6 separate regions of the Mus musculus genome follow, and regions 2, 3, 4, 5 and 6 are each linked to region 1. A link is a loop called in an ENCODE intact Hi-C map of the cell type or tissue named here. Cell type or tissue: left cerebral cortex. All regions are shown on one strand.

Evidence for each region. Peaks named below come from ENCODE experiments on the same cell type or tissue, not always from the same donor. Only the 100,000 strongest peaks of a DNase experiment are listed, where the experiment ranks them.
Region 2: a loop joins it to region 1, with 6 times the contacts of the local background. A loop is called at or near these places in 20 of 42 quality-filtered maps.
Region 3: a loop joins it to region 1, with 7 times the contacts of the local background. A loop is called at or near these places in 26 of 42 quality-filtered maps.
Region 4: a loop joins it to region 1, with 2.7 times the contacts of the local background. A loop is called at or near these places in 8 of 42 quality-filtered maps.
Region 5: it touches region 1 in a loop (2.3-fold over the local background); 3 of 42 quality-filtered maps call a loop at or near these places.
Region 6: it touches region 1 in a loop (7-fold over the local background); 7 of 42 quality-filtered maps call a loop at or near these places.

The regions. Positions count from the first base shown.
Region 1 is chr19:38,350,481-38,355,480 of GRCm38, forward strand. It overlaps Gm33036 (a long non-coding RNA gene), which reads right to left. Exons shown (of 4, transcript XR_003952856.1): 3 at 4,286-4,316; 4 at 1,759-2,316. Among named protein-coding and RNA genes, the nearest start is that of Gm32960, 4.3 kb to the left of the region's middle. In left cerebral cortex, CTCF peaks have their summits at 2,450 (motif pointing left), 4,519 and 4,720; DNase peaks (open chromatin) are centred at 2,119 and 2,451; H3K27ac peaks cover 377 bases.
Region 2 is chr19:37,953,468-37,958,467 of GRCm38, forward strand. Myof (myoferlin) reads right to left here. Exons shown (of 54, transcript NM_001302140.1): 22 at 2,976-3,082; 23 at 900-1,092. Among named protein-coding and RNA genes, the nearest start is that of Gm52397, 30 kb to the right of the region's middle. In left cerebral cortex, a CTCF peak has its summit at 2,082 (motif pointing right); DNase peaks (open chromatin) are centred at 1,561 and 2,097.
Region 3 is chr19:38,251,265-38,256,264 of GRCm38, forward strand. No RefSeq gene overlaps it. Among named protein-coding and RNA genes, the nearest start is that of Gm32491, 5.0 kb to the right of the region's middle. In left cerebral cortex, a CTCF peak has its summit at 2,720 (motif pointing right); a DNase peak (open chromatin) is centred at 2,730.
Region 4 is chr19:38,221,244-38,226,243 of GRCm38, forward strand. It overlaps Fra10ac1 (FRA10AC1 homolog (human)), which reads right to left and starts at 2,909. Exons shown (of 14, transcript NM_001081075.2): 1 at 2,719-2,909; 2 at 594-670. The coding sequence starts at 670. In left cerebral cortex, a CTCF peak has its summit at 2,800; DNase peaks (open chromatin) are centred at 2,299, 2,885, 3,236 and 3,654; H3K4me3 peaks cover 2,084 bases; H3K27ac peaks cover 2,216 bases.
Region 5 is chr19:38,095,507-38,100,506 of GRCm38, forward strand. Ffar4 (free fatty acid receptor 4) reads left to right here and starts at 1,573. Exons shown (of 3, transcript NM_181748.2): 1 at 1,573-2,187. The coding sequence starts at 1,621. In left cerebral cortex, no CTCF peak of the experiment used is centred here; a DNase peak (open chromatin) is centred at 2,035; H3K4me3 peaks cover 220 bases.
Region 6 is chr19:38,076,098-38,081,097 of GRCm38, forward strand. No RefSeq gene overlaps it. Among named protein-coding and RNA genes, the nearest start is that of Gm23300, 6.7 kb to the left of the region's middle. In left cerebral cortex, a CTCF peak has its summit at 253 (motif pointing right); DNase peaks (open chromatin) are centred at 301 and 409.

The sequences.
Region 1 (5,000 bases):
TGTCTCTCTGTCTCTATCTCTCTCTCATGTTCTCACATCTGGACAGCCTTTTGTTTCCCCCCTCTACAACTAAACCTCTTGCATTAGATCTATTGCACGGTGTGATCTCTTAGTGGCACATCTTAGCCCCAACTGCCAAAGGTACCCCCTCTGCTTTACCGTAACAGTTTGAGACTCTCAGGCAATGAGTGACAGAAATGAATGAAGCCCTGCCGCCCCCGTGATCATGAACATTCAATTATATATACATGCATGCACAAGGGATGTGCCTACAGCCTTTACAGCGAATGTAATTTTATGCTGGGATTCTTGTTTCTCTACTGACTCTAATCCCTCTTGTGTCCCTCAAATCTCCCAGTCTTTCTGTCCTACCTCAAAATGACTTCTGTGAAAAGAAGAAACTTGCAATGAAAGCTGTGTTGAGAGAGCTTTCCAGAGTCTAGATACCATTAAGGCAACAGGACTGAATCAGATCTCAAGTCACTCTCTGGCAATGGGCATTCTTGGTTACCTTCGCCTTTGGCTACAGGCATCTTGCATGACTAGTATTTATGTTACATCAGAGACTCCAGATGGATGCTATGATGTCTCTGGAGACTGGGGAGATAGCTCGATGGGTAAAATGCCTCTGTACAAACACAAAGAGCCAAGTTTAGATGCTCAGTGCCCAGTTAAAGCCAGTGTGGCAGTGCACGTCTCTAGCTCCTGTGCTGAGGTCAAAGCCAGGAGGGGCCTTGCCTACCAATCAGTCGAGTCTAGCTAAAAGAGCAACCTCTAGATTCAATGAGACCCAGTCAGAAAAACTAAGGTGAATACATATCTAGCCTTCCTTTGTGTATCTAGTATGACATTTTTACTATGTGTTTGGATTATTTTATTGGTTTATTGATAATAGGTCTGTTGGTTGAGTGAGTGAGTCAGAGTCTTACTATCAGCCCAGGCTAATCTAGAACGCTGTATGTAGCCCAGATTGGCCTTGAACTTGTGATCCTCTTGTGACTCAGCAACCTAAGCAACAGAATTTGAGGAATGTGCCATCATGCCTGGATTCTCTTCTTTTTGTTGTTTTTATTTGAGATGGGAATCTTATGACTGGCCTGGAGTTTACTATATAGTTCAGGCTGGCCTGGACAGTGTAACGGTCCTCTGGTATCAACCTGTTCAACGCTGGAAGTGGATACATAAGTCCCACACTGGCTTTTTCTTCCATCCTTCCTTCTTTCCTTCCTTCCTTCCTTTCTTTCTGTTTGTTTTTTTCAGGACAGGGTTTCTTCGTGTAGCCCCAGCTGTCCTGGAACTCACTCTGTAGACCAGGCTGGTGTCAGACTCAGAGATCTGCCTGCTTCTGTCTCCCAAGTGCTGGGATTAAAGATTTACACCACCACTTCCAGTCATACCTGGCTTCTTGTCCCTCACCTTACCTATCATGTAGCCTCGCCCTCTCTCCGGTATTCAATAGGCATTTACTACAAAGGTAAACTAGCACTGTTTATCTTTATTAGCTTCCACACCCTCTACTTTCTTCTGTAAAGCAATTTAGTGCTTTTTGAACCTGTGTCTCTGAACTTGAAGTCCTAAAGCAGGCACCTTCCCCCCCACCCCCATACACAAGCAGGCACACACACACACCTACACACACACACACACACACACCCCTAAAGTTCTTTCATCGCCACGGTGCTTGGATTAATGAACATTTCTGAGTCTACTCCTTGGCTTTACAGTAAAGAGACAAAGTCTCGTATCACTCACTAATCATGAGATAAACACAAATGCACTTTATACATTGTAAACATGATAAAAAAAATGTAAAGCTAAGATTACTGCTTACCACAGGGAGATGGAAACATACGACAAAGTATATATCAAAATAGAACTTTAACCTAACCCCTGCTCAGGGAACCAACCCCATCTACAGCAAATAGCTTTCGAAGTCAGCCTATCCTACAACCCCTGATGGATTAGTTACTAATTCCACAAGTGAGCTTCTATCAGAGCTCCTCTATCTGCTGCCCGGCTTGCTCAGCCCTTGATAGTGACTGACACTCCCCAATCCTCTCAGCTACCTGCTTTCAGTTCTGTACTGATAGAGGAAATCAAATGTGTGCCCCAGCCAATCACATAGGATGCCTTACTTCATGGTAGCCAACTAAAGCTTCTGCATGCCAACAGAATCCATGAGGGACAGGCCCTTTTTCACTCTTTAAAGTTTTCATAACTCCTTGCAGTCCCCACCAGAGCGCAGTAGTGGCAGCTGGCTCTCTTGGGTTAGCAGATCAAAAGAAATAGCTTTTGCTTTCCTTTTCTGTCTGCTGCCTGGAAACAACAAGAAAACAAGAAAAAGACTAAGCATCCATAGACCAGAAAACAGATTTGCTTTTACATAACTGCAGTCTTGAGCTTAAATTTGAAGAAGGCTGGTGTGAGCAATGGCTCATTTTGTGATAGATGCTGACACCTAGTGGCCACAATTGGTAGTTAAAAGTATAATATGTTGCCGGGCATGGTGGCACACGCCTTTAATCCCAGCACTCAGGAGGCAGAGGCAGGGGGATTTCTGAGTTCGAGGCCAGCTTAGTCTACAAAGTGAGTTCCAGGACAGCCATTGATACACAGAGAAACCCTGTCTCGAAAAAACAAACAAACAAACAAACAAAATAAAAACAACAAGAACAAAAGTATAAGATGTTTTAGCCCAAAATAAAGAAAAGCTGTGATCCCGATGGTGGAGGGCTGGGAGTGGGTGCGGATCACAGCGGGGGGTGGGGGTGGGGCGGGTAAGAACATAGTCCTCAGGGAATGGAGGCCTACGGATGAGGACAGAGCTAAGGAAGGGAATCATGGATGGCTCCTGGAATGCCATTGGAGTTGACCCCAAACTCTGCCTTGTTAGTTTTAAGACTCCTGTCGCAGGATTGCTTATCTTGTTGTCCAAGTGTTTTTGCCTTCATGTGCACAGTACATTTCCCAACCACAGGTGCTCGGCTTTCAAGTCACCCCAGAGGGAAATGTTCCTTAATCACCATCGTTAGTATTGCCAGCAGCTTCAGGGTGCCAACTTCGTACTTCTGGGCTAAGTGCTTTGTAAGTAAGTAGACAGACTGGAGTCAGACGACAGTACACAAAATCTTGTCATTCATAAGTTGTTAATTTTGAGTAAGTGGCTTCATTTCTTTGTCTTTAAGGTGGAGAGGGCCATCATGTCTTTTTTTGTTGTTGTTGTTTTTCGAGACAGGATTTCTCTGTGTAGCCCTGGCTGTCCTGGAACTCACTTTGTAGACCAGGCTGGCCTCGAACTCAGAGATCCACCTGCCTCTACCTCCAGAGTGCTGGGATTAAAGGCGTGCGCCACCACGCCCGGCTTCACAAGCATTTTTGAGAGAGTTTAGATAATCCACATATGTAAAGTGCTCAGAACAGTAGCTAGGGTACCCTAAATGCCAAACAATTACTAATGACATTACCTACATTTATCTTTACAACACTTTGAAGTAAATATTATATCTCTTATACTAGGCAAGAGTAAGAAACGTTTTCAGCTTTGGGCAACAGAAAAACATGACTAACAGTGGCTCCTGGTTTTGCTTCCTCTCTCAGATAATGAGCAAGCAAGGGGTCGAGGTAAGTGGCTGCTGGCACTGGGTCCTGGCTCAGAGATGTCAGAGCCAGCGCCTCAGAACTTTCTAGGGCTTTCCTTCAAGGTGGTATTGTTCCAGTTCCAAATATCATGTTCAACAACAACAACAACAACAACAACAACAAAAACAAAACCCAAGAGCAGGGGAAGAAACTGGGGCTGTGTGTGTCCATTTGCTTCTTTTTTGCTTTCTTTCATCAGAAAAACTAAAACATTTTCCACTAAAGTCTGCTTCTGTTCTGTTGGCCGAAACTGTCACTTGGCTACTCCTAGCTGAAAAGGCTCATGGGAAGTGAGTCTTTAACTTTCCCAGTTTACACAATAGAAGGCAACAGGGGAGAAGGGAGCAGAAGATAACTATTGTCAGCTATCTGGCTATGTGCCACACCTTAGAAAAGGAGAGGAAGTGAAATACACAGGCAAGAGAAACCATGGAAATTTCCCCAAGATAGATTAAAAAGTGAACCATGAGGGGGAGGTATGCTGGGACAAATAACAGCAGATAAAGGGAGAAGGCAGGTGGTTAGAAAAATCAGACTTCATAAACTAAGCTGTGTTGGGCCTGACTGTTAATAGAAAGTCTTGCGACCAAAATCCATACACCTTGTGGATCCAAACATTTCCAATTCTAAAGCGACATGGCGATACCTGCGTTGATGGAGCATGCCATCGTGAGAACCTGCGGAGACACAATGGAAGCAAGACTATAAGATGAGATTTCAATAGATGGAAAACCCTTTATGGATACCTATAAAGTATACCGTAGGATACCGTGTATCATATCAATAAGGGGTTAGCCTTGCTCAGGAGCCTGATGGGAAACAGATGGCTTTTGAATGTTGCGCCAAGTGTAAAAGAATGAGCGCGGTGTGATGACTGAAAGAGCCTAAAGGTGGCGCTCGTGGAGCTAGTAAGAGAAGGGGCGGGGCCGGGGGGAAAGGGTGTAGCTCGGTTGGTAGAGCTTTTGCCTAAGCAGGCATAAAATCCTGGGATACAATCCCAGCATGACATAAACCATGTCTGATGATTCATAACTGTAATCCAACTCTTGGAAGGTAGATGCAGGGAGATCAAAAGTTCAAGGCCAGCTTCTTCTGCTACATTGTTATTCTAGTTTGGGATCAACCTGGGTTACATGAGATTCACACACACTTCATTTGCCAAGTGTTGACATTTTAACAAGACAAGTTTTTTTTTTTTTTTTTAAACAAGACAAGTCTTAAGATAAAGTAGATCTTTATCTTAAAGATGATTCTGCTTTTTCTTTAAGATACAGATGATTTCTAAATAGCAATAACAGGGACGGAAGACAATTTTTTTGGAAAGCCATTTGTTTTTATCATGGTAAAATATGCATGATATA
Region 2 (5,000 bases), 400 kb before region 1:
AGTGTGCTCCTCAAGGTTAGATGTCTGAAGCTTGATTTGTGCCCCATAATTGCAGGAGTGGGTTAGTTACCATATTGTGTGAGAATAGGCCCCCCCATCCTCTACTCCTCTCCAGTGATATCACACACACACACACACACACACACACACACACACACACACACACACACACACACACACACAAGTCCTTGTCAAATTTAGGTCTCTCAATCTCGACTCTCCCTGCCTCTAGAACCATTAGAAAGAAACCTCTGTTCTTTATAGCTTCCCCAGCCTGTGCCATTCTGTTACAGCAGCACAGAAGGAGCTAAGACACTACCCTAGACACTCAAGGACAGGAGGCATCCATTTACTCTTGTTCTTTCAGCCATGGAGGTGTGGGGCATCCCATCTACACTTATCCAGCACCGACTGTATACCCCACACTCTTCTGTCCTTCCTTATGACATCATCTTTAAATTCCCACAACAGTTCTATGACCTAAGTACTGTGTTTTTCTCCATTTTCCTGGTAGGGAAAATGGGCTGACGTGAGTTGAAGAGCTTGCCCAAGGTCACACATGGTTTAATATTTAAATCCAGGCTTTTCCCAATCCACACTACAGTGACATTTTAATTCTCTGTGTTGTGTTCTACTATTCCATCATACAAAATGCTCTACAACCGCAGTGCGAGCATGATGCTTTTCCTGCAGGTTCCTCAGGAACGCAACTCAAAATTTGGGTGACTTTCACCCTCTCCAGTAGCCTCCTCATCCTAGTAAGTCCTTGGTTTTTATCATTGATCAGATCCAATCCCAGTCGCAGATATACCAGATGACCCACCCACCACCTGCCCCACCCTTCTTGTCATCTGCAGAATCCTTCTGGAAACAGATGACAGTGTATTTTAATGGTCTACCTCTTCAGTAAGCTGCATCAGTTTATCAAGCCACTCCTCGATTTCCAACAAGGTGGATTTCACATCCGTGGCTTCAGATCTCATCCTCAGAGCTGCCTCGTGTATCTGGGAGAGAAACCTGGACCGCAACTTTCGGATCTGAGTATCCAGAACCGTGACGTTGGCTTTTCCTTCTGTGACAGGCAAGGTGTATCTATAAGAAGAGGAGAGAAGAGAAACAAACCTAAGAATGACATTCTAGGTCTCAAAACTAAGTCCACTTGTGTTTGCCCACATGTTTAATGTATGTCTGCACGCCATTTCACGTAGATTGAAATGACAGCAATCTCCTGAGTCTACAGGGGCTGCTTGCTTTAAACTGTAGTTGAGGATGTCTCTGTTGGCATCGGAGAAGACACAAATTTTAAAGCACCAAAGTTTAAATATCCCCAGTACCGTCATCTTCATCACCGTCATCCTCTCAGACGGTTCTCAGAGAGCTCCAGAAGATAAGAAGGACCACTTGTATAGGACAATTTTCAGCCAAGTTAAGAGTCCACAAGAAAAACAGGGACAGCTGAGTGAGTGACTCAGATTAGCCACATGTCAGCTGTGCCTCTCTCTCTCTCACTGTGGAAGTAGGTGAAACCACAGGGCAAGACTGTCACCAGTACCAGGAAATTCGACTCATTGTCCCCACTTAGAATTTACATTATTTGCATGCCACCCAGCTCCTTATATGAAGGATATCCTAGCATGGTTTTCCTCAAACATGGAATTTCCTGCGACAGAACATTTAGAAAGATGCCAGCTTGCTTCTTTGAAGCCAGCATGTGTTCTCATGCCTGGGCTTTCTTTGGCAAATCACAGGCATTTTCCATGTGAAAGCTGTCGCTGTATGTTTTTGTTTGATTTCATTAACTTCTGTGGCACCGTGTGTATAAAGGTTTAAGATCCTGCGGTGGCCACATAAGGCAAAAATTCACGGGAGTGCTGTTGAGCTCCGAAGTCACACTTGAGCCCTTTGAAAGTGAGATGCTGGCCATTAAGTGGGTAAATAATTCCCAGTGTCACTGCGGTCTCCCTTCTTTCTTATCTGTAATTTAGAGGTCACTCCTTAGGGAATCCCTAAGTCTCTCAGCTTTGAGTGGTCACAAAGCCAGTGGGGCTTGATTTTAGCTGTTTGTCAATGACCTGAATAAACCACTAGGGGGCGCAAGAGGACGGGATGACTAAGGGCCTTACCCCAGAAGGGGAAATGTCTGCTTCCAGAGCTTGAGAGGTGTAGTCCATGCTCTTTTCTTTTCGACCTTCCCTGTTCGTGGCTTTATTAGCCAACATTTAAAATGAGGTTGGAATGAGTCACTTTCCCTTTTGATTTCTAAATGCCAAAAGTTACTTCTTAAGTCACAGCTATGAAATGTCCTCTGGCTAAGTCTGTGTCCTGGATTTGTCTAACGTGGTGTGTGTGTGTGTGTGTGTGTGTGTGTGTGTGTTGTTGTTGTTGTTGTTGCTGTTGTTGTTGTTATTGTTGCTGTTTCTTGTTTATTTCTTAGTGTATAATGAATTTGCGCGTCATCCTTGCTTAGGGCCCATTCTAACTATCTGTTACTCCTGTTTTTAGTGTTAACTGTTTCTGAAGGATGGCAGAGTGCTTGAAACACTTAACAACAACAACAGCAGCAGCAGCAAGCTATTTCTAAAGACATGAGTTAGGAACATTGTTCTGAGTGGTGGAAGCCATGTTCCTATATCCCTGTGGAAGTCAGGAGTCCTTCTGCAGAAAGGTTAGCTCAGGCTATTTCTCTTCCCTCTCTTCCACTCCCACCCTTTGCCTCAGGCTGCTGGGCCAGCTTCCGGTAGTCCAGCCTGGGCCTACTTGGGCTACTTTAGACTTGGCACCAAACCAGAGAATGGAGGTTTTCCGGGTGATTCAGAAACTTCTCCTGGGCTGGGGTGGGACTTTCAAGGAGCCCAAAACAATGCTCAAACGCATTTTTTTTTCCAGAGAAATACTTGACAAGATTGGAAAAGCACCTACAGTCTTAGAATTCAGGGCATGCTGGGGACGTGCAGATAGGAAGAGGATTACTGTACCTCGTGTCTTCTATAACTTCATCTATCAGCTTCAGCCACACCTCCGCCAACTGGTTTGCAGGAATTTTACCCTGGATCCCTGATTTTACAGCCTCTATGTTTGATTGCTGAAGAATCAAGAAAGAGGAGAGATAATTGTGTAATTCTGCCATTATGTCCAAGAAAGTGTTATTTCCAAGGCAGGGTAGAGGGTGAGTAGAGGGGTAGGGACATAAAAAGATTTCGTTACAGAAAGCCAGAGGGCTTTGTTCTCACTCACTGATACTTACCATAGCCTCGTGCTATTTACTTTTATTCAAAATGCAATCAACACTGATAAGTTTAAGCAATAGAGAAAGCCTTGTCTTGTATTTTGACCTTTGGAACTATGTAAATATTTTATGTACTCCAAAAATAAACAGGAAGAAACCATCAGGAATAGGTGAGGGAACCCTCAAAAGGATATATATGTAAATAGTATGGACTCAGTTATATTTCAGATGGACAGTTGAACTAACCCACACGTAACCTTTGGAAACAGCATTTTAACTATCTGTCCTTAGTTTCAAGGCAAAGGCAACCCAACTGCATCAAACATGAATCATTGTGAACTTGTTCACAGTGGTGGACGTAGGGAGTTTAAGTTTGAACAAATCAACCATTACAGTTAGGATGGCAGAAGCTGGAATCTCACTGTAGGCAAGAGTTTTAATCTTACTACCAAGGTAAGTCCTTGGTGGTAGATTAAAATTGGAGGCACTGTTCTGGCCTTCAACATTTTAACAGATATAGAAATAAATATATGCATATATGTATGTATGTATATGCACATGCAAATGAGTGTGACCGTGAACTTCTTGGTTGGCAAGGCCTATAAGCAACAATATAGCAGCAGCGTGAGCACTCTAGATCTTGTTTTTCAAATGTCACTTCCTATTAAAGGGACCACAGCATCTTAGAGAAACGGTTATTTCAGGGCTGGAGTTGAGAAAGTACAAGCTAAGCCCAGAACATGCTGATGTGCTCGAGTTGAGCATCTGCCAACAGAGAGGGGAAGGGAGTGCCCGCTAGGCCTAGCCAAAGTCCTGGTCATGGAAAGCCACTCTCTTTGTCACGACTAGGCCTGAACTCAGACAATTTGGTCAGTGGAGGGAGATGATAAGGAGAATCAGGGCAAGAAACCCCCCCGAGGAATGGCCCCAACATAATTAGAAGTTTGGCCAGTTCTCCACCAACTCCCTTGAGGAAGGAAAATGAAAACTAATAAAAAAAATATAGTATTTTGGGCTGGAGAGATGCCTCGATAGTTAAGAGCACTGACTACTCTTCCAGAGGTCCTGAGTCCATCAATTCCCAGCAACCACATGGTGGCCCACAACCGTCTGTAATGGGATCCAATGCCCTCTTCTGGTGTGTCTGAAGAGAGTGGCAGTGTATTCATAAACATAAAATAAATAAATCTAAAAAATATTTCATGTCAATTTCAACTTTATTTTTACAAATATTAATTTTAAATTTTATAAATTAAAACCTATAAATTTTAATTTAATTTTTTTCATTTTTTAATTCTATATGCACGAGTGTTTTGCCAACATGTATGTCTGTGCACCACACATATGCCTGGTGCTTTTGGAAGCCAAAAAAAGAGCAACAGATCCCTTGGAATGGGAGCTATAGGTGATTTTGAGCTGCCATGTGAGTTCCAGGAAGAGAACCCAGGTCCTCTGGAAGAGAAGCAAATGTTCTTAGTCACAGAACTGTCTATCTATTCCCCTCCATTTCACCTTTACGAAATGGGAAATTACACTGAAGTTCAATTATCCTTCTATATTGGTGCTCCCACCCCCGACACCTGGAGGCCTTTTATTTGTAAGTATGTTTGCCTCGTCATGGTCTGCGGCACTCCCTGGGGCTGTCAGCACGATGAAACCAAGTGATGGGTTTGAGCTGCATGTTCAATCTGGGGCTGATCACCCCACACTCATGATCACTCGCTGCCTGTGAGGTTCAGGACGATCTGCCCAGATCTGTAGTCATCAATGATTT
Region 3 (5,000 bases), 99 kb before region 1:
TGCTGACCTCAGGGCTGTACGCTGAGGTATGGCCTCTAGTCCTGAGCCTTTGATTACTTGATGTAAACAACGTAAAGGAGGAGAGATTTACTTTGGTTCCTGGTTTCAGAGTTCTCAGTCCATAGCGTCTGGTTGTGTCAAGTCTGGGCCTGTGGGAAGGCAGTGTTCACTCTGAACAGCATGGACAGAGCAGGACCATGGGGCTGATTCACAGCTTCACTGAAGGAAAAAGAGCAATCGGAAGGGACAAAAGAGAAGGCCTTCCTTCCTTCCTTCCCTCCTCTTCCTTCCTTCTTTTGTTCTTTCTTTCCACATATATAAAAATATATATACATATTTAAAATTTCATATGCGAGCATATGTATGCTTGTGTCCATTGTGGCTTTCTGGAGAACTAAGAATATTGATTGCAAGAAGCAGAGAGGGGACAAAAATGAGCCACTGAGCAGGCTGGAGCTGCAGCCTGGAAGACATAGGGGTGTGGGCACTGGCTTGTGACTTGACAAAGGCCAGGGCAGGGTCTGGCAAGTTGAAAGAAAACACTCCGCTTGTTTTCTCATGTGCTTCTTGCCATTGATAACCCCTGCAAAGGATATCTGTCTTTATTCTACCCAAAGACCCTTGCTAGGAATAGTGTCACTCTCTTCCTTAGGGAGATTTAAACAAAAGGGAGGGGGAGGGATTGCCTTAATGAGAAATGACCAGGCCTGGCAAGATTGCTTAGCTGATAACACTTCTCACCACCAAACCTGGTGACCTTAGTTCAATTCCTGGGACCCAGGAGGTAGAAAGAAAGAACTGACTCCTCTCACACACACTGTGACACGTGTGCACACGTCCACAGACAAGTGAATGGATATATGCTATTAAAAAGAAAAGAAATGACCAATTATATCTCCTGGGTTCAAATCTTATTTCTGCCATTGCTAGATTCGTGGGTGGTTGATTCCGGGCCTTCCTTTACTGAGAAGATGTGCACATGCTCAGTGCAGACCTCGGAGAGCTGGTGTGAGACGTGAGTGATGGGGTGTGGTGCATTCTATGACTCTCAGCACAGTGCTCAGCGGGAAAGGCAGTGAGCAGGGTGCCTTTTTCTTGTCTGCTGTCCTTATTGGTCAATCTTCCCCTTCTTCTCTTGTGTCCTGAAACCCTTCACAACTTCTTTGTGAAGTGAGGAGGAGTGTTCCTGCTCTTTCTGAAGCAAACTGTCCAAGAGGGGAGCTGCCCACTGCTACATCAGCTGATGGATGCTGCAGCGAATAGGCCCAGGAAAGCTACAGCCCCTGTATTGCCCGAGCTTTTGTCCCCGCCAGCAAGAACACACTCAGGACAACCGGAATCTTCTGCGGCAAAAGGCTTTATTGCTTACTTCTCAGGAGGAAGACCCCAAACCCAGAAAATGGTGCTGCTTATATAGCCCGCAGCATGATGTTTCAGCACCTGATGTGGCGTGACAGCTCCTGATTCGTTGCTTGCCCATCACCCCATTACGCCCCGAGATGGGCAGTGACTAGGCGTGAGTTCACTCTTGCACTTGCGCATAAGGTTTCTTTACTAGTTAGGCGCAGTGGAAGCCAGCGCCATCTTATAATGGCGATTGCTCACGGCACGGCTCTCCATATCCCTGAGACGGGACAGCCCCTAGGATGGCCCCTGGGACACACTAAGACAGTCACAGAGACTTAAGTATAAACTTGTCCAACAAGTTAGTCAGACATTTGTGGGGCCATGCTGCCCTCCCCTCCCCAGACTGGCCTGGCCCTTCCCTGTACTTTGCGTCCTCTTACTTAGTTGCTTGTCTCTACATCAGGATCCTGTGAGGCTGAAAGGCCTCTGCAGGAACTCTGCAGGTCTCTTTATATATGAATGTTTAGTGACATGCTATGTTTCATATGGAGGGCGTATAGTTGTTGAAAGAAGTGATGGAGGAATAATGTGTTCACAGTTTTAAAAAAAATTAAACAGATTCAGTGTTGTGTAGGTATAAATTAGATAATGTGATATATCAGTGAACCTTAGATAATGTACAAGCCAACCACTCACTCAAGGCCTGTGCTATCACTAATGTTAACTAAGAAGAGTAACAAAAGAGCTACTTTCTTTGTGATATTTAAAAGGACTTAAGAGTTTTGGCTCTTTCATTAAGATAATCCTTATATCTGACTCAACTTCAGGAAAGAGGCCTGAGCTATACCTCTCAATTGTTCTGAGACTTACCCCTGTACTGCAAAAATAGTCCCTGGAACACAGGCCTGAGGATCAGTGGGTACTGTCTTCGCTTGATCTTACCCAAAAAGCTGAGAATCAATGGGGGAGCTGATCTTGATCTGGGTTATAGACATTCACATTTGTTCTCCAGATCCCAAGACCTATTTTTTTTCTCTTACCCTCTCCTTCCAAGGTCCTTCTGACAGATTTGGGAGGAGGCTATTATATTGGGTGAGGAGACACTGGATAACAGGAGGCAGGCTAGAAGAGTCACTGCTCACCATGAGTGTCTGGTATAGATCATTTCTTTATCGCAGCAATCCTGAGAAAGCACGTATTATATCCATGCCATCAGTGAAGAAACTGAGGGTGCAAAAATCATAAAAACTTGACTGAGTGCCCAACTGTTAAATGGAAAAGCCGAGACCCGAGTCATAACCCTCACACTAGCTCACATTGACTTAAGACCTAAGAAGTCTCTCAGGTGTCCCCAGAGCCTTGAGAGCCAGTAGGTGTCACCCAAGAGCCTCCAGAGCCAGGAGGAGCTCACATAGATAAGAACTGTCCAAGATTTAGTTCATGGGTCCCAGAAAGTAGGAGTCACACAACGAACAATTTGGAAAGAGACAGAAGGCAGAATACAAAATATCTGTTCTTCGGATTATCACTGCGGTTCCCCAAGGTTCTAGTTCCTCATCTGTACTATGACATTAATTAGTGACATTAATTAGTGCCTAGTGTCCAAGGCTGGTGAAATAGCAATCAAGATAACACAAGAGAAGCACTAGGCCTGCAGGAGACCCAGAAATCTGACTTTCTCCATTTTCCTGTCTCCATTGCTCAGAGCAGTGGGACCCTTGGAGGACCAGTGAAAGTGTGGTTCAGAAACTGTTAAAGCCCACCCTTTTGCCCTAGACCCACAGGGCATTAATCCTATGGTCATAGCTGGTTCTCTCATCCCCTTGCTATTTTCTGGGGTCAAATTCTTTGCTTCTTGGGTCACCATTCCTACCGAAACTAGGGGGTTGTGATAGAGGCCTCGAGTCACAGAAGCAATAGAACACACTGAGTTCTTCCAGAATGAAAGCATAAAGTGAAACAAAGGGAAACAGAAGCCTTCCAAAGGGGAAGACAAAAGACAAAAGCCTGAAACCCAGCAACACACAGGCCAAGTTTCTGAAGTTTTCACAGTTCAGCTGTGTGGTTTTCCACTTAACTCCACCGTCTTAAACCAAAGCACAAACATGACATTTTAATAAAAGGGACATTTAAAAGAACAGTTAACGCTCTCTCTTGACCGCTGGGAACTGTCTGCGGACTGACTCGGGTGGGCAACAAACAGAAGGAAGAAGAGTCCATGTGCTTTCTGTCTCACAGTTCAGTGACCCAGCCTCGTTCTGTGGCACCAGCTCTGAGAGCCACAGCTATTCCATAGCACCACCCCAAAATATAGTTTACCTAAATTATTTTTACTCTGCCCATGGTTTAGAATTATCCTGACTTTATTCATAAGCAACCTTGCTTTGTAGGATCGACTTCTGTCTCGGGGTAGGTAGTTCATGGACAGAGTGTGTGGATTTGATAAAATTCAAATATTCATACATTAACTTAAGATCCTACTTTGTTATCTGAGATCACTTAGTCCTGTTTATTTCCTGCTGCTGTTAATTGTTGTCATTGTTGTTTTGGACAGACTTTTCATGTAGCCTAAGCTGGACTAACTAGGAATGGCTGCGTAGCTCATGCTAGCTATACACCTATAATCCTCCTAATTCCTCCCGGCCAGATTACAGGTGTGGATCACCTTGTATAGGTTATTATAATTATTGATGCATACAACTTGTATATGTTAAGGGTTTCACTGTGGCATTTCCATACATGCATAGGGTCTCTTCTGTTAAGTTTTGATTTAAACTTATACATTTTTGTTAAAGGAAGTACACGTGTTGACCATTCACAAAGTGAAAACATTTCTAGACCTTGGTTTTTTTTAACACAGTTTTTTTGTTTGTTTGTTTGTTTTGTTTTGTTTTTTTCTAGAGAGAGAACTTAGGGAGTCCAAGGATATTAGCTCTGTAAAGATGGGGACAGTGAAGCCTAAGAAAAGGATGTGTTGGCTAAGGGCACAGGGCCATTCCTCCACTCTTATCAGAACTGTCCATTTGATTTGGATAATGTATGGGCAGTGTGCAGGTTCCCCAAGTTAATGGATACATTATTGATCAACGTTCAGAAAACTGTACCAAAAGGTTTGCTATGTTTTCAACCATGCAACCCTCTTCGGTTCCTTCTTGGCCAGAGATCTAAGCACATTTGGGATGGGATAATTCTTTATTGTGTATGAAGGACCCAAGATTTGTACCCTTAGCGTTCTCCATCCAGCACATTCAAAGGAAATTTTCTAGTTAGGTTGATGACAGAACTCCCCACACACATTTCCAAGGACTTCCTAGAAAGGCATGAGTATTCTGAATTAATATTCACACACAGGGTGGGAATCCTAGAGCCAAAACAAGGAGAATGTCCTTATGTGTCTCCATATCCTCTGCTTCCACGGCCTTCTGTAACACTCCCATTGCTAAATAATGACTCATTCTGTCCTGAGTGTTCCTTGAGCATCCAGGAATATCCATAAATAATGTTCATCTATTCACTAGCTTCAGGTCCACAGCACCAAGCAAAACAAAACAAAACACTGAAGGGAAAAAAAAAGGTAACTAGAGCTAATGTTTTCAGATCTCTAGAACACTTAAGCAACTCTCTGCTCATTATTTTTCAATGTACAAAAACCT
Region 4 (5,000 bases), 130 kb before region 1:
AAACCAAGAAGACTGTGTCTTAGGACAGCCTGGGCTATATAGGGAATTCCAGGATAGCCTGAACTAAATAATAAAACTGTCTCAGGAAACAAAAATGACAACAACAACAAAAATGTGTCCTCTTTGTGAAGCCCAGGCTTTGTATGCTAGAGGATCTTGGTCTTGCCAACTCTGACCTGCTCATTCAAGTCAACATTACAACTGTTCTGAATTACAATTCATCCTCCACGAGCACCTCACTGGGAAGACAAACAGCAACCAAGCCTCCTTTAAGCTGTGACATTTGCAGACACACAGTCTTAACAAATGAAAAAGCAAACAACAAAAAACAAAACAAAACAAAAAAAAAAAACATGCAATAGAGAAATCTTTCCTTTTCCCTCTATCCCTTTCAATAAACTCCTTCACAACAAAACTTCATTTTCCCCACAACTACCTCCAAACTGAAATCCATTTATTACAGTGCAATGAATAAACCCTCACTTGCTACAGCAGTTGTTTCCATATGCAAAGTCAATCCAAACCCTTTCCAGGATTTAGTTATACTTCATGTCCGTCTAGAAACAGTGTGAACTATGGATCAACAGACTTACTTCTTCCTCTTTTTGCTGGAGCCTCCGCCTTGCTCATCGTCACTAAAATCAGAGTCATAGCCTCCATGCCCATGCATCTGCAAAGGAGTGCGAGGTCAGCCGTGCGGACCCGAGCTGCCAAATACTCAGGAAACACAAGACTGAGAGTTAAGTGATCTTAAACAGCCACAAGCTTTACAAGTCATGCTGGGCAGATCATGGTCTCTGGTCTACGCAGCCACCTAACACTTTAATCCCTTTGAAATAAGAAGAATAAGGACATTAGTCACTGGCCTTCCAGTGAAACCTAAGCCTGGATATTGCAAAGCGACTCCATGCAAGGGACAACAGTGCATCACTTTTATTTGTGCCACACACCCCACACCCCCTAGAGATGTTTCAGCCACAGACAGACCACTGGAGGAAAATACAAATTATTGCTTAGTACTTCAACTATACCTTCTACATTGTAGCTATGCCTAACTGTGCAAATACCATTACACTTATCTACAGTAATAATTGCAACAACATGCTATATACGTTCATAGTCTAGAAAGATACTAGTTTGGGGGCTGTCTGTAGTAGAGGTGTTTGATGGCTGTACCATTGTAGAAGCATACTCTCTGCTGTTTGAACAATGAAGGAGCTGCAGAAATGTATTTAAGTGTCTCTCTTATTAAGCACTGGGTGACTATATTATTACTTTGTCATAGACACAGTGATAAGCACTTTTATAAAGCTTATGATTTTTCAAGTTAAAAATAAGTACTTGCATTTTAGGAATGAAAATGTAGTTAAACTAATCTACTTGATTCTTAAGGCCCCAGTTTCAACAATCTCTTGGGAATATTAGGCACAACTTGCCAGAATTAGTGTTTGTAAACAGTACATTATCAACTGATTAAATTTTTTTTCCTTAATTTTTAAGCATGAGTTTTAGCTGAGGTCTCCTTAAGCTAAGTTTCCTTACCCCTAGGCTTAGTCAGTCTTATTATTTTCCGATGGATAGTCTTGGAATTGCTGAAAAGCTTCAGCTGTCAGTTGTGCCTGAAAAGGCATCTGACTCCAGCATTACACAGAGTTTGGAACACACATGAGCAAGGGTACAGATGATTTTACTACTGTATATCATCAATAGTCAACTCCTGCAGCTGAAAGGAGCCAGTCCAGGTCAAGTGATAATATTTTTCAGCTTTGGTATTTGTGTCAGTAAGTGTACAGAATTCGTAACACACATTAATAGGGGTAAAGGTGGGTTGCAATCTTTATTGCTGAAAGGACCCAGTCCAGGTAAAGAGACATTAACTTTAGCATCTGTGTTGGCAAGTACAGCTAGGATAGCCAGTGTCTGCGTTCTTGACTACCTTCTGTTTGTCATTCTGTTAAATAAGGTAGCTATGTCAAATCATTAAATTCTGTGAGTCTCTGCAACTCCATTTTCAAACTTGGGCGTGTGAGTATATACCTCTCTTCCTTATCCCACCAAATGCTAAAGAGAAGGCAACAGCCAAGCTTTGGAGACATAGGTTTGCAAGCCACAGTTCTTCCTGACCGACAGCTATCATTGCCTTATACACCTAGACGTCACACCTTTTAGCAGATCTCATCAAGGCTGTTCAAATTCTACTACCCTCTAATCCATCCTCACGTGCTTCATATATTGATGGTGGAAAACCGCAGTGTGGAGCCTGGAGCAGTTGCAGAATCTAAGGTCTGGCTGGCACAGACGCGTCTCCTACTTCCCCACTTATGTAAAGGTTAACATAGAGGTTATGTAAAGAAGCCCAAACCTCAAGCTTACATAGTTTGGGGACGGTACCTAGTACAGGAAGACCTGAAACTAGTAGAACCTGGAACTAGTAGATCATCTTGACCCCTCATTCCAGACACCTCTTCTCTGCTCCGACGCCACATTTCTTTTTATCTCGGGCAGCTTCATCCATCCCTTGAGCTATCTTAACCCAGTAGCTTCACTAAAAAGCTCTCACTCAAATCATGCTATCAACTGACTGGAATTAAGAAAATCTCGAGAATAGGGCATCTGCTGCCTCCCGAATCTGTCAAAATAAAAATGAGACTCAACTACTAAGAACCAGTTTCAAAGTCCTCTCTGAGATCAAACACGCCCACGGCCCTCCTTACACACCCCTTCCCTTCCGCTCTTCTCTGTCTGGCAAGTTCGCCCCCAAGAGTCCTGACAGCTGCAGCGACGAGCCACGGCCTCAGCGAGCCGCTGCAGGTCCGCGCCGGTCCTCCAGAGCCACGCAGCGCCGCCGCCCGCGCCACTGTCACCGCACGCTGCACGCCTGGCCCTACGGGTACCGGCTGGGAACCGCTTCCGGCCCGGCTCAGAGGCGTGTCACATCGATAAGACACCGTTCTCCGGCGCGCCGACTCTGTGCTGCAGCCAGAATGGCTCGGGGGTAAACAAAGACGGCGGAAGAAAAGGCCCGGAAGAGGAAGCAGAGGCTCCCTGCTTTGGTCCCTCATTTTTCCTTTGGGCCATCTCCTTTTTCCTCTAGGGAATCCAATATGTAGTACAATGTGGCACTGCCCAGCCCACGTCCTTCATTGGAAAATGTATATTGCTATAGAGAAAAACCCCGCCTGTCACCTGCGGTCCTCTCTCTAGTAACCTTAGTAACGCCTCCACCGAGCATCCTCGCCCAGCCAGCAGCTCAGCCTCAGATCTGCCTTATCACCCCCTCTTTTTCCCCTACGAAAACAGTGCTCATAATTAGAACAGAAATAGCTTCCCCGCGTTCCGCCACCCACACAATAGATACTGTTCCAAAGGCAGTGCTGGCGGCTGAAGAGATCGAGTTGGCAAGGAAAAGAAGAAATGGGGAATGAAAAAGATTTCACAGGGTCGCAGATTCTACGCCAATAAGCAACCTAGCACACGCAGAAAGGGCATCCAATATAAAATTTAAGGAAAAAAAAAAAAAAAAAAAACACCTCAGGCAGCCAGAATTAAATTATTTTAAGCTCCACTGGGTTGTTCCTGCATTGTGTTTGCCCTACACCGTGACGTCCCATTCCTCTTTCCACTGGGTACAGATCTTGCTTCTCTTCAATACCAGCAGTTATTCATCTCGCACTCCGCAGCCAACACTGTGCCTTTGAAATCACAGGAGCTACTAAAACATTTGCTGAACAGAACTGGCATGCTTCTCACTTTTACAGCGGGTCCATGTTAAGGAAGAACTCTGAATCTTAATACACGTTCATTTTAAATCTTTTATCCTAACCAGTAGATAACAATATCCCTGTCAATCAGTTCAAGACTTTTTTTATTCCTGGCAGCAAATCATAGATACACCCTGATTTACATAGAGCAGCGATTGCAATCTTGTTAATTACAAAATTATAAATTTATGCATTTCAAGGTGCATTTGAATTATACTACAATAAAAATGTTTCCTTTAAAAATGTAAATAGGAAACCTCATAATTTAATATTATTAAAGTATTGAGTTAATTTGTCAAGCAGTCAATTTTTATAGATATCTAAAAACCAAATACTTTGTCCTTTTATCACTAATAAGAACTCCTGTAGCCTAAATGAAACTCTTGTATACCAATATTTGACATGCATTAGCATTTTTGTTCCTTTTTAAAAAACATCTTTTATCTATTAACTTCTTTTTAGTTTTCCAACAACCCTGTGCTGCTGTTGTAGGCCCTGCATTTAAATTTTTTAAAGATGTTGCTTCTGTGTCATATGTGTGTGCCTGCTTCTCCATGTCACATTACACATGGAGGACAGAAGACGGTGTGGTAAGCCCTGGAACAAGCGTGACAGAGTGGTGTGGGTACTGGGAGCCGAACCCTGGCCCTGGGAAAGAGCAGCAAGCCTCTCCACAGCTTTGCCAGCTATGGGGGTTTGAAGGAGAATGGGCCCCATAGATTCAGATGCTTGACTGCTTGCTCCTCATTTATTGAAACTCAAAGCCCAGAGGCCCAGTGAATGGATGGATGGATAGACAGACAGACAGACAGATAGATATGACGTGTGTGTGTGTGTGTGTGTGTGTGTGTGTGTGTGTGTATCCAGTTATATATATGTATCCGTACCCCTATCCTATAACTTGTGGATCAGGATGTGTGCTCCCAGCTACTGGTCCAGCATCATGCCTGCCTGCTACCAAGCTTGCTAACCATGATGGCCATGAACTCACCCTCCAAAACTGTAAGCAGGCCTCCAATTAAATGTTGTCTTTTATAAGTTGCTTTGCTCGTGGTGTCTCCTCACAGCAATAGAATCGTAACACACCATCTCTTCAACACATGCTTTGCTTTACGCATAAGAGAGATATGCACAGACCTTGACCCCACAGGTCCATGAGGGTTTGGAGCTCGGCAGCACTTTCCTTTTATACAATTCAGCTCCTACCTCTCAGTTCATGATTCTACGGGGAGTAGCTGC
Region 5 (5,000 bases), 250 kb before region 1:
GTGAGGTAGTTCACTCAGAACAAACAAACCATTAACTATGCAACTGGTGATTCCTTTTTTTTTTTTTTAACAATACAGAATATGAGTGTGATTTTATAATATAGAATGTAAGTGTTCCTTTCAGTTGTCCATTCTGATCTCTCCCTCCCTCTCTCCCTCCTTCCCTCTCTCCCTCCCTCCCTTCCTCTCCTTTCCTCCCTCACTTTTCCCACCTCTCTACACAGAGCTAGTATCTCTTGACCCCAATCAGACAGTTCCCAAAGTCCCATCTCTGAGGCCCCTTCGTTTCACTCTTTTTTTTTTTTTTCTTTTTCTTTTTTTGGCTTTTCCAGCAGTGCCCAGCCCCCACTGGTTCCACTTTCCAACTTGAAGCTACCCAAACCTCCAGCTGTGCCTCTCTCCCACTGACATAGGATCTGCACATCATGTTAGAAGTCACAGCATGTACTTGGAGTCACATGCGGGTGATAAGCAGAGGCGCACATGCATGCGCTTCCAGGCACCACCGTCAACTTCAACGGGCACATGCTGTTCTTCATAAATACCTGGAGACAAACCACCAGGCAGAATAGGCAGGAGGAGAGGCCTGGGGGTGTGGCAAAGGGAGAGGGCATGAGGTCTTAGGTGGTTGGAGTACTTAGAGAAGTGGTCTTTAGATCTCAGTCCCCAAACACACTTTTAACTGACTAGTTATCTCATTTTCTAGAAAAGGAAACCAGAAGCAATGGTGGGTGGTTTAATGGCAAGAAGGAAGTCTAGGGGTCCAGGAACGTCTATTAGTCACCAAAGGCCACCTTAGCAAAGTCATTCTCGCAGAGGCTCAGGTTTCTTCTCTAACAGAATCAGAAGGTCAAGTGCTCTCACCCTGGGAGCCTGAGGCACTTTCAAAGCTTGACTGTGCACCTGACCTCTCTCCCTCCCCTCATCCTCCCTCTCACCCCTCCCTGCACTTCCGTGCTGAGTATCAAACCCAGGGCCTCCCTCACACTAGGTGTATGCTCTACACAAAGAACCAAATTCTCAGGCAAAGTAATTCTTCCTATTTTGCAAACGCAAACAAACAAACTGGTATATAAGGAGATTAACTCACCCCCAAATCAGATAAACACTGGCCCATTACAAGTTGTTTTGGGATCAACCTCCTACCTATGGGATTTCTTTAGAGCAGTCTGAACTACACTGGTCCGCACCATTTCCCAAGTTCAACTCTGACACTCTTCGATCAGGGTTAGCTTAAGTAGGATTTCAGTAATCAGTGTCCATGAAAGATGAAGAAGGCGGCCTCGGGGGCGGGGGGGGGGGGGGGGGCGGGGCAGGGACAGGGAGGCGGAGATTCTTTAATTTTCTGGCTTAAGAGCACTTAGACTGCCCAAGGGTCTGAGGTCTCTGCCTTGGTGGCCACCTTCCCACCCACGGTGTTCAGGCCAGTGTTGCCAGGCACTTCCTCGTTCCGGTGCGCCCTGGACGCAGCTCCTACGCCCAGAGCCTGGGCAACTCGGGCGGGAGGGTGACAGAGGGGAGGTGTCGCAACCTCCTCCCTCCCTCTTTCCCCGCCTTGGCATTCAGTTACCTCGCAGATGAGCGCTCTCTCAGACAGCGGCGGGCGGCCGGGCGCCCGGCATGTCCCCTGAGTGTGCACAGACGACGGGCCCTGGCCCCTCGCACACCCTGGACCAAGTCAATCGCACCCACTTCCCTTTCTTCTCGGATGTCAAGGGCGACCACCGGTTGGTGTTGAGCGTCGTGGAGACCACCGTTCTGGGGCTCATCTTTGTCGTCTCACTGCTGGGCAACGTGTGTGCTCTAGTGCTGGTGGCGCGCCGTCGGCGCCGTGGGGCGACAGCCAGCCTGGTGCTCAACCTCTTCTGCGCGGATTTGCTCTTCACCAGCGCCATCCCTCTAGTGCTCGTCGTGCGCTGGACTGAGGCCTGGCTGTTGGGGCCCGTCGTCTGCCACCTGCTCTTCTACGTGATGACAATGAGCGGCAGCGTCACGATCCTCACACTGGCCGCGGTCAGCCTGGAGCGCATGGTGTGCATCGTGCGCCTCCGGCGCGGCTTGAGCGGCCCGGGGCGGCGGACTCAGGCGGCACTGCTGGCTTTCATATGGGGTTACTCGGCGCTCGCCGCGCTGCCCCTCTGCATCTTGTTCCGCGTGGTCCCGCAGCGCCTTCCCGGCGGGGACCAGGTGAGCGCTGGCTGCGTGCAACGCAACAAGTATCCAGGCGGGCTGCTGGTGGGAGGCAAGGATCTGACCAAAGCCGTGGGCCGGGGGTGGGGGTGGGGGATAGTGACTAGTAACAATAATAGGTCGTGGGTGGAATTGTATCCTTTTTGGCAGACCCAGTGCCCAATACTCTGGAGTTTAATTTCGTCAGTTTACCCACAGTGCCAAGTGGGTAAGTAAATCCTCACAAGTGTTAAGGGGGCCTTCCCGGACTTTTTGCAAACTGCAGAGACTATTATGAGGCTAATTAAGCAATGGGAGCTTACAGCCAGGTGGGACACAGGGTGCGAGGTGGCTTCTCACAGAGTTTCTGCTTTCTCTCCAAATGTCACGCTACTGTTATTATCGCATCTATTTAACAGACAAAGAAGCTGGGGCACCCAGCATCTTCCTTATTGCTGGGCTCCTGCTTAGAAGAGCAGTCTCAAGGAGAAATCCTACAGTAGTGGGATGTCCCCTGGGGGAAAGGTTCCTGTTCCCGCATATACTCTGACCAGAAATGCTGGTTATGTGAACCCCACTCACCCCCCTCCTCAGCCCCCAAACCTCCGAACACAGAGGAGGGCTTCCAGGGTTGGCAGTGTCCACAGACCAATCGCTTTTTTTTTTTTTTTTAATTGAGGGCAAGGGTGGATGAAGGCTACACCCTGACAAACGGTATCTTAAAAAAAAAAAAATCAACCCCCCCAACTCACAGAGGGGAGTGTTTGTTTGGTACTGACTTTGAATGACTAATAAGCAGAAACCAATCAGGCCTGTGACTCTTCATTAAAGAACACATAACCATGTGACCATGTGTACCTGGTGGGTACAGGTGATGCAGGGTTAACTGAGCTGATGGGTACTGCTGGCCTAGAAGAGACCAAGGAAGATCCCTCTTTCACTCCAGGCTTGTCCTTAGTCCAGATACACCTGAGCATCAGGGCAGGCCACATGGATGCTTCCAGAAAGCTCAGATCTAACTCCTCACCAAAGGGACCAGCTAGGTCACATGCATGTCCAGCTGGCCACATGTGGATACTAATGTGGATAGCTATGAACATGTCCCAACATGGATGGCAATGCTGTGACAGTCTCAAAATGTTGGGTAGCCCAATAAGGGGGCAGCTCTGCCTTCGGTTGTTTGTTTAAGCTGCACGCCCCCCCCCCAATGAGTTACAACAGTATTGCTGTATTTTTCATAGAACTTAGAGAATTTCTTGCTCTTAACACAGAAGCATTCCAATTCCAAGAATTAAGACCAAATAGTATATCTTAAATTTCCAGGTGGACTGTCCCTTTTAAAATTCATTCAGGTACAATCCTATTGGGCTGGTAAATAACACTAATAAGGAAATAAAAAGGTCTTGTCTCCTCCCAGCCAACCCCCAGACTGAGACTGTACCCCGATGCAGCTTGAGTGAGGGGGCCCTTGCCTGTGCTCAGCACTCTGTGCTCATCCCCGCCCCCACTCGAGGGAATGGCTGAACCTGGAGCCCTCTACAGTACTTCCAGAATTTCACTGCAGGTGCTTCTGGGGAGCTCTTGTTTTCATGACGTTTGTTTTCAAGGTCTTGGGAGGCATTTGGGCAAAGCCACTGGGGCAGTAAGGACTGACACTACTTTAGTGGCCAAGTGACAGGAGCCTTAGTTATTGAGATTTGTAGGGTTGGGATTTGGAAACTTGTAGTGGAAAGGGGGTGAGGGGCAGGACAGTGCCCTGTCTCCCTGTCTTTCTTGTCATCACCCCTACCTGTCTATCACTCTCCTGCTCCTAACCTCTCTCTCCCTCTCCCCCCCCCCCTTTTCTCCTTCTAAGCTCTTCTCTCTCTGTGTGTTTTTGTTTGTTTGTTTTTGAGACAGGGTCTCTCTGTGTAGCTCTAGCTATCCTGGAACTCTTTATGTAGAGCATGCTGTCCTTGAACACTGCCTCTGCCTCTGCCTCTGCCTCTGCCTCTGCCTCTGCCTCTGCCTCTGCCTCTGCCTCTGCCTCTGCCTCTGCCTCTGCCTCTGCCTCTGCCTCTGCCTCTGCCTCTGCCTCTGCCTCTGCCTCTGCCTCTGCCTCTGCCTCTGCCTCTGCCTCTGCCTCTGCCTCCCAAGTGCTGGGATTAAAGGCATGGAGCATCTTGCCTGATGAGCTATCTTCTCTCATAGAATTCAAGAGTCCCTTTTTCTTCTGGCTTTATTTTCCACTGATTTAGCTGCAGTGGCTTCAGTTACCCATGGACAAATGAGGTCAGAAAATATTAGCTGGATATTCCAGGGGGATGGGATTCCTGTTTCAAATAACTATAATTCCAGTCTATGGTTGTAATTTCTTATTAATTTCTGGCTAGTCTTTTACTGTGCCTAATTTATAATTTAAAATTTAACCTAAGGATGTAGGCATAGAGAAATGAACAGTGCATATAGGGGGGCCAGTGTGTCTCCAGTTTCCATTTTCTTCTAGGGAATTCTAGAACATGTCCTCCCTCCCTACCCCCATAAGAATAAGAGGACCAGTGTATTCCATGTTTTCTGTATTCACGCCAAAGGATCTTAACATGGAGAAACTCCGAAGTTCCTTAAAGGCTATGGACTGACTCTGTGGGAAACATTGCATTTTATAAGCTGACCGGTTGAAGAAATAAATTAGAAGAACAGGAGATGACAGGGCAAGGAGAAAGAGTGATAGGGTGTAACTGGTTTAGAAAGAAAATGGCTGAGAAGGAACTGGTCTAGACTGTGGTGAGTTTCACAGTGGAAAAACAGCAGAGCTGGGTGTGGCAACTCACCTCTGCCATCTCAGCACTCAA
Region 6 (5,000 bases), 270 kb before region 1:
TGATGCCAGCACCATACTGAGATTAAGCGGTTCACCCAGTGTCATCACTAATGTATAGGAAATTGTTGTGTCTCCATAAAAGGATCCCTCTCTTCTTCACTATATTGTTATTTCCAACAAACACAGGGGGTGTCATTCCCTTTGTCCATTATGGCATGTATGTGCGCACACAGATTTTGTATGTTGATCTTTGCTGCTATGGATGTTTGTGCACACATATACAGTGCTCACAGAGTCCAGAAGAGGGCATCAGATCCTCTGGAACTGGAATTTAGGGGGATGCAAGGTGCCATGTGGTAGGGAAATTGAACCTGGGTCTTCTGGAAGAGCAGCCAGTGAGTGCTCTCAACCACAGAGCCATTTCCCCATCAACCAAAATTAATGAGTTTTGACACATACATCCTTTTAACCATCAGGCAAGTAGAGCTACAGATGACATCACCATCCCTGGAAGTGTCGTTCCTCTGGCTCCAGTCCAGAATCCCTTGCTGACAAGAGGCAGTCTCATGTCTGTGACCATGTATTGGCTTTGTCAGATCTTGAAAGTCAAATATGTGGAGTTACATATTTGGATCTTGCTTTTTTGACTCCATAAGTGCTGTTGGTGTTTTTATTTTTTAAATTTTCATCATTTCTTTTAAAAAGTATACATTAGCATACAAGTAATGGGCTTCATACATAGTATCTTCATACATGCCACTTTTTTTTATCATTTATTTTCTTCCCCCAGATAGTCCTGCTGACCTCTGCTTGCACACACATATATTACATTATTCTTACTTCCCCATCTTAAGATACTTTCCTCCTCTTTCATGACATCCTACACATGTGTACATACGTGCTCACTCTCATGCACACTTACACACTCATATACATATGCATGTACTTCTACCATGTGCATATAACTTTTTAATAGCTGAATAATACTCCATTTTATAAATATAATTTAGTTTTCTGTACTTCTCTTGGTAGGAATTTGCATTGTATTTTGCCTGAGTGTTGTGGGGTGTTTGTTTGTTTGTTTGTTTGTTTTGGAGGTGTGAAAATCAAATCCAGAGCCTTATGTATGTGCTTTATTGCTGAGCTACATCGCAAGCCTCTTATGCAAATATTTGGGGGGGGGAGGGGCACTATCTTTTCATTGCCATTAGGGAAATACTTACAATGGGTCACTATAGGTGATAGTTATCTTTACTGACAACTAGCCAACAGTCTTTTTCAGTGACTGAAGGACTTCTTTATGAAGGAGCCTCAGAAAGAACCATATACATAGTGCTGTATACACTCTGCATGTTCTCACAGGGGAGCTGTTTGTCCAAGAGGAATTAAGCCAATATGGTTGTATTCTCAACTTTTCTGTTGGTATAATAAAATACCATGACCAAGACAACTTCTAGAAGGAAGGGTTTATTTTGGCTTATAGTTCCAGAGGGATGAGTGTCTGTCATGCAGGGAGGCATGGCTGCAAGCTGCAGATAAGCCCGGAAGCTGACAGTTCACATTTTACCACGAGCACAAAGCAGAGCTAACTGGCAGTGTAGCAATCCCATAATCTCTCAAAGCCTGCCTCCAGTGACACACTTCCTTCAGCAAGGTTGAGTCTCCCCAACCAGCAAATCCCGGAGCCCAGGGAGGACATTTCTCAGTTAAACCATCACAATAGCTTAGTTTTTAGATTTTTTTTTCTGGGAGAATCTGAAATTTAAAATATGAAACCTCCCAATGTTCAAAGCTAATGAGGCATTAAGGATGTGGGCCACAACAAACCAGCAGTTTGTGACTTTCCTGTGGAACAGCTACATGGGACAGAAGAAGAGTAACTGGCCTGAGATGGGAAGGAAGCCAATGAAAGTCCAGGGTCCCTGCTGCCGTGTGAGCACAGAGCCTTCCCTGTGTCCACTTCAGTCCAACAGGTGCTGTTTGAGCCGCACAGCAAACACAAACCCTCCCTCCCTCTTCTTCCCTGCCACCTGCCATCTGGCAGCTTTTAATGGCTACATTTCTAGACAGGGCTAGCTTGCAGCCAACATTTCCTGATTACCTTCTATAACCCCAGACCCACACTGAAGGTCAGTGGTGGGAGGAACTGGCTTCAAGTCCAACTTTGGGTCCAGGAAATTCGCTCAGAGCCTTTGGAAAATGCTGATTTCTAGGCCTCTATCTGAACATTTGAGAGAGCATTTTCTGGGGCACTCTGGGCATGACTCAAGATTAAAAACTAATCCAGTTTAATGACACAGCAGATCCCAGAGATGGAGTCACTTACACAAGGTCACATAGCCAGTTTGTAGACAACAGAAGAACCAAGGCTCTTCAAGGTAGCAGCTGCCCTGCTGGCTAGCCTTGTGTGTTGGTTCCAGTAAAGTTACTCTTTTGGGGACCTTGAGTATTTTGTCCTAAGTCAAGTCTACTCATAGCATGTATTGGCCTTGCTCACATTTTTCTTTTGTGCTCTAGTGATCGGATGGTTGAGTGGACAATGCCAGGCTGGCATTCAACTGAATTCTCCTATAACGATCAAACAAGGTTGAGGGGTCAAGGACCAAGGGCAAGGGCAAGGACAAGGACAAGAGTGAGCTGAGAGGACAAAACCCAGGGATGATATCATAGTCCTGAAAAAGTAGGAAACCCCAAAGAACTAAATGCATGTAGTGTCATCCAAACCCAACAGCCAGAGATGGACTAGCATGAGCCAGAAGGAACAGGTTGGCGTCTGACAGCAGCCTTCACTCTCACCTTCCAGACAAACCCACTTAAAAGACATTACAGGTAAGCTCCCTGCCATGGTTTGGATCTGAAATGTACCAGATAGGCATATGAGATAATGGCTTGATCGTCGGGGACATCTTATTGGGATCCTTTAAAAGGTTGAGTCTCGAGAGAGCTTCAAATCACAGGGCATCTCCATGAAGGGGACCATGGGACTCTGGACTTGATATTTTATTTTCCTTTCTTTATGTCTTGGCCACGAGGAGAGTGGCTTTGCTCTGCCACTCACTCCCAAGTGTGATATTTCTGTCTTACCACAGGCCCCAAAGCACCAGGGCTGGGCAATCACAATTGAAACACTCAGAGAAAAACTGTCTTTAGAAGGTGAACCTAACTCATTTTTCTACTGATCAAAAGTTGACTTATATTTCCTGAAGAATCTTACCTTTCTCCAAGAATACCAAGCCCAGACCTCATCTATCACCTGAGCAGCAAATTTGTAACATCTACAGCAGATGAGGGGCTATACTGCTGTAAAGGAAGCCAGAGGGCCCCATCTGATGTCTCTCTAAGGCTGAGAGACAATAGACTTTCCAAACAAGGCAATGACCAATTTATTAGTTAAGGACACACACAGTTCAAGTAAGAAGCATGTTGTTATAAGAGAATTGTTAAACAGAGCTTAAAGAAAACATGGCCTGTGTTATATTAGTAAGGTCTTCGGGGAAGGGTAATAGCTTTGACCCAGATTCTTATCCGGTAAAGGGTGTTTCCCATAGCCTATTGGGAGCCACGTAGTCTCACATATACGGAAGGCAAACTTGAATGCTGACCTGTTATATAGAGAAATAAATTAACTGGAGGGTTTATGGAGGGAAAAGAAAAACCGATAACACGTCTCTTGGCTGTTTCGGTCACAAATTATGAAAATGGACATGAGCCACCTCGTATGGAAGACAAGAGTGAGCCGCTCTGGGTGGATGATGAAGGCAGGCAACCTGTGTGGATGATGAAGGTCAGCCAGCTCCCATGGATAATGCAGACATGAGTGACAAAATCAGGCAGCTTCACTTGGACAAGGAGGGCACACCCCTTCTTTTTTTTTTTTTATTACGTATTTTCCTCAATTACATTTCCAGTGCTATCCCAAAAGTCCCCCCCCCCCGACTCCCCTACCCACCCATTCCCATTTTTTGGCCCTGGTGTTCCCCTGTACTGGGGCATATAAAGTTTGCCTGACCAATGGGCCTCTCTTTCCAGTGATGGCCGACTAGGCCATCTTTTGATACATATGCAGCTAGAGTCAAGAGCTCTGGGGTACTGGTTAGTTCATAATGTTGTTCCACCAATAGGGTTGCAGATCTCTTTAGCTCCTTGGGTACTTTCTCTAGCTCCTCCATTGGGGGCCCTGTGATCCATCCAATAGTTGACTGTGAGCATCCACTTCTGTGTTTGCTAGGGGGCACACCCCTTCTGATGGATCCCTGGATCTGCCTTGCATGAAGGCATAGACAAGGGAGATGGACCTTTCATTTCATATTCATAAGGTAGAGGTGCATGCCCGGCAGCAGGACCAAGACCAAGTCCATCCTGAGCGTCTCGTCATCAGTGTAAAGTTGATGAGATGCTGATTAGGTTCTAGGTGTATGACAGGCATCAACCATGTGTTGCATACATGCCGCAGTGATGACTTCTTCCCTTGAAGGAATGAACTGAATGGAAAAGAGTCTGCTCATTGCAGACAAGGAGAGAAGCACTTCTGTTCTGGAAATTTCTTTTGTATCTTAGCATCAGCGAAGCTCAATACCCTGAGGAAAACCTTATCATGAGAACTATTGACCCAGGTTGAAATTCTAGTGTGGTTGACCTTGAGCCAGCCACTTCATTCTCCCTATATTTAAGTTTCATCAGCTCCAAGGTAGGAATGGTGACACCTACCTGGCTAGCATGCTAGAGTGTAGTACGAACAAGGTCTGCTTTACATTGGAGATTCCTACGCGTGTCTCAGTGACACATCAGAGGGGCCACATAGATTGACTTTCATGGTCATGCTGTGTGAAAATTCTATGCTCATCACACAGATGAGAAAGCTGTTTGGAGAATGTGACTCATTCAAGACGACAAGACGGTGGCAGCTAGAATATGAACCTGAGCATCTGCCCCTAGAGACTGAGCCACCACCCCTCCCATCCCCTAAGCAGGCTGCTACTTTCCAAGCATTCAAAGCCAGAAATCAGGTGAGAGTGCATTGCAGATGGAGAATGACATCTAGAATGACTTCTGTTGTCTAG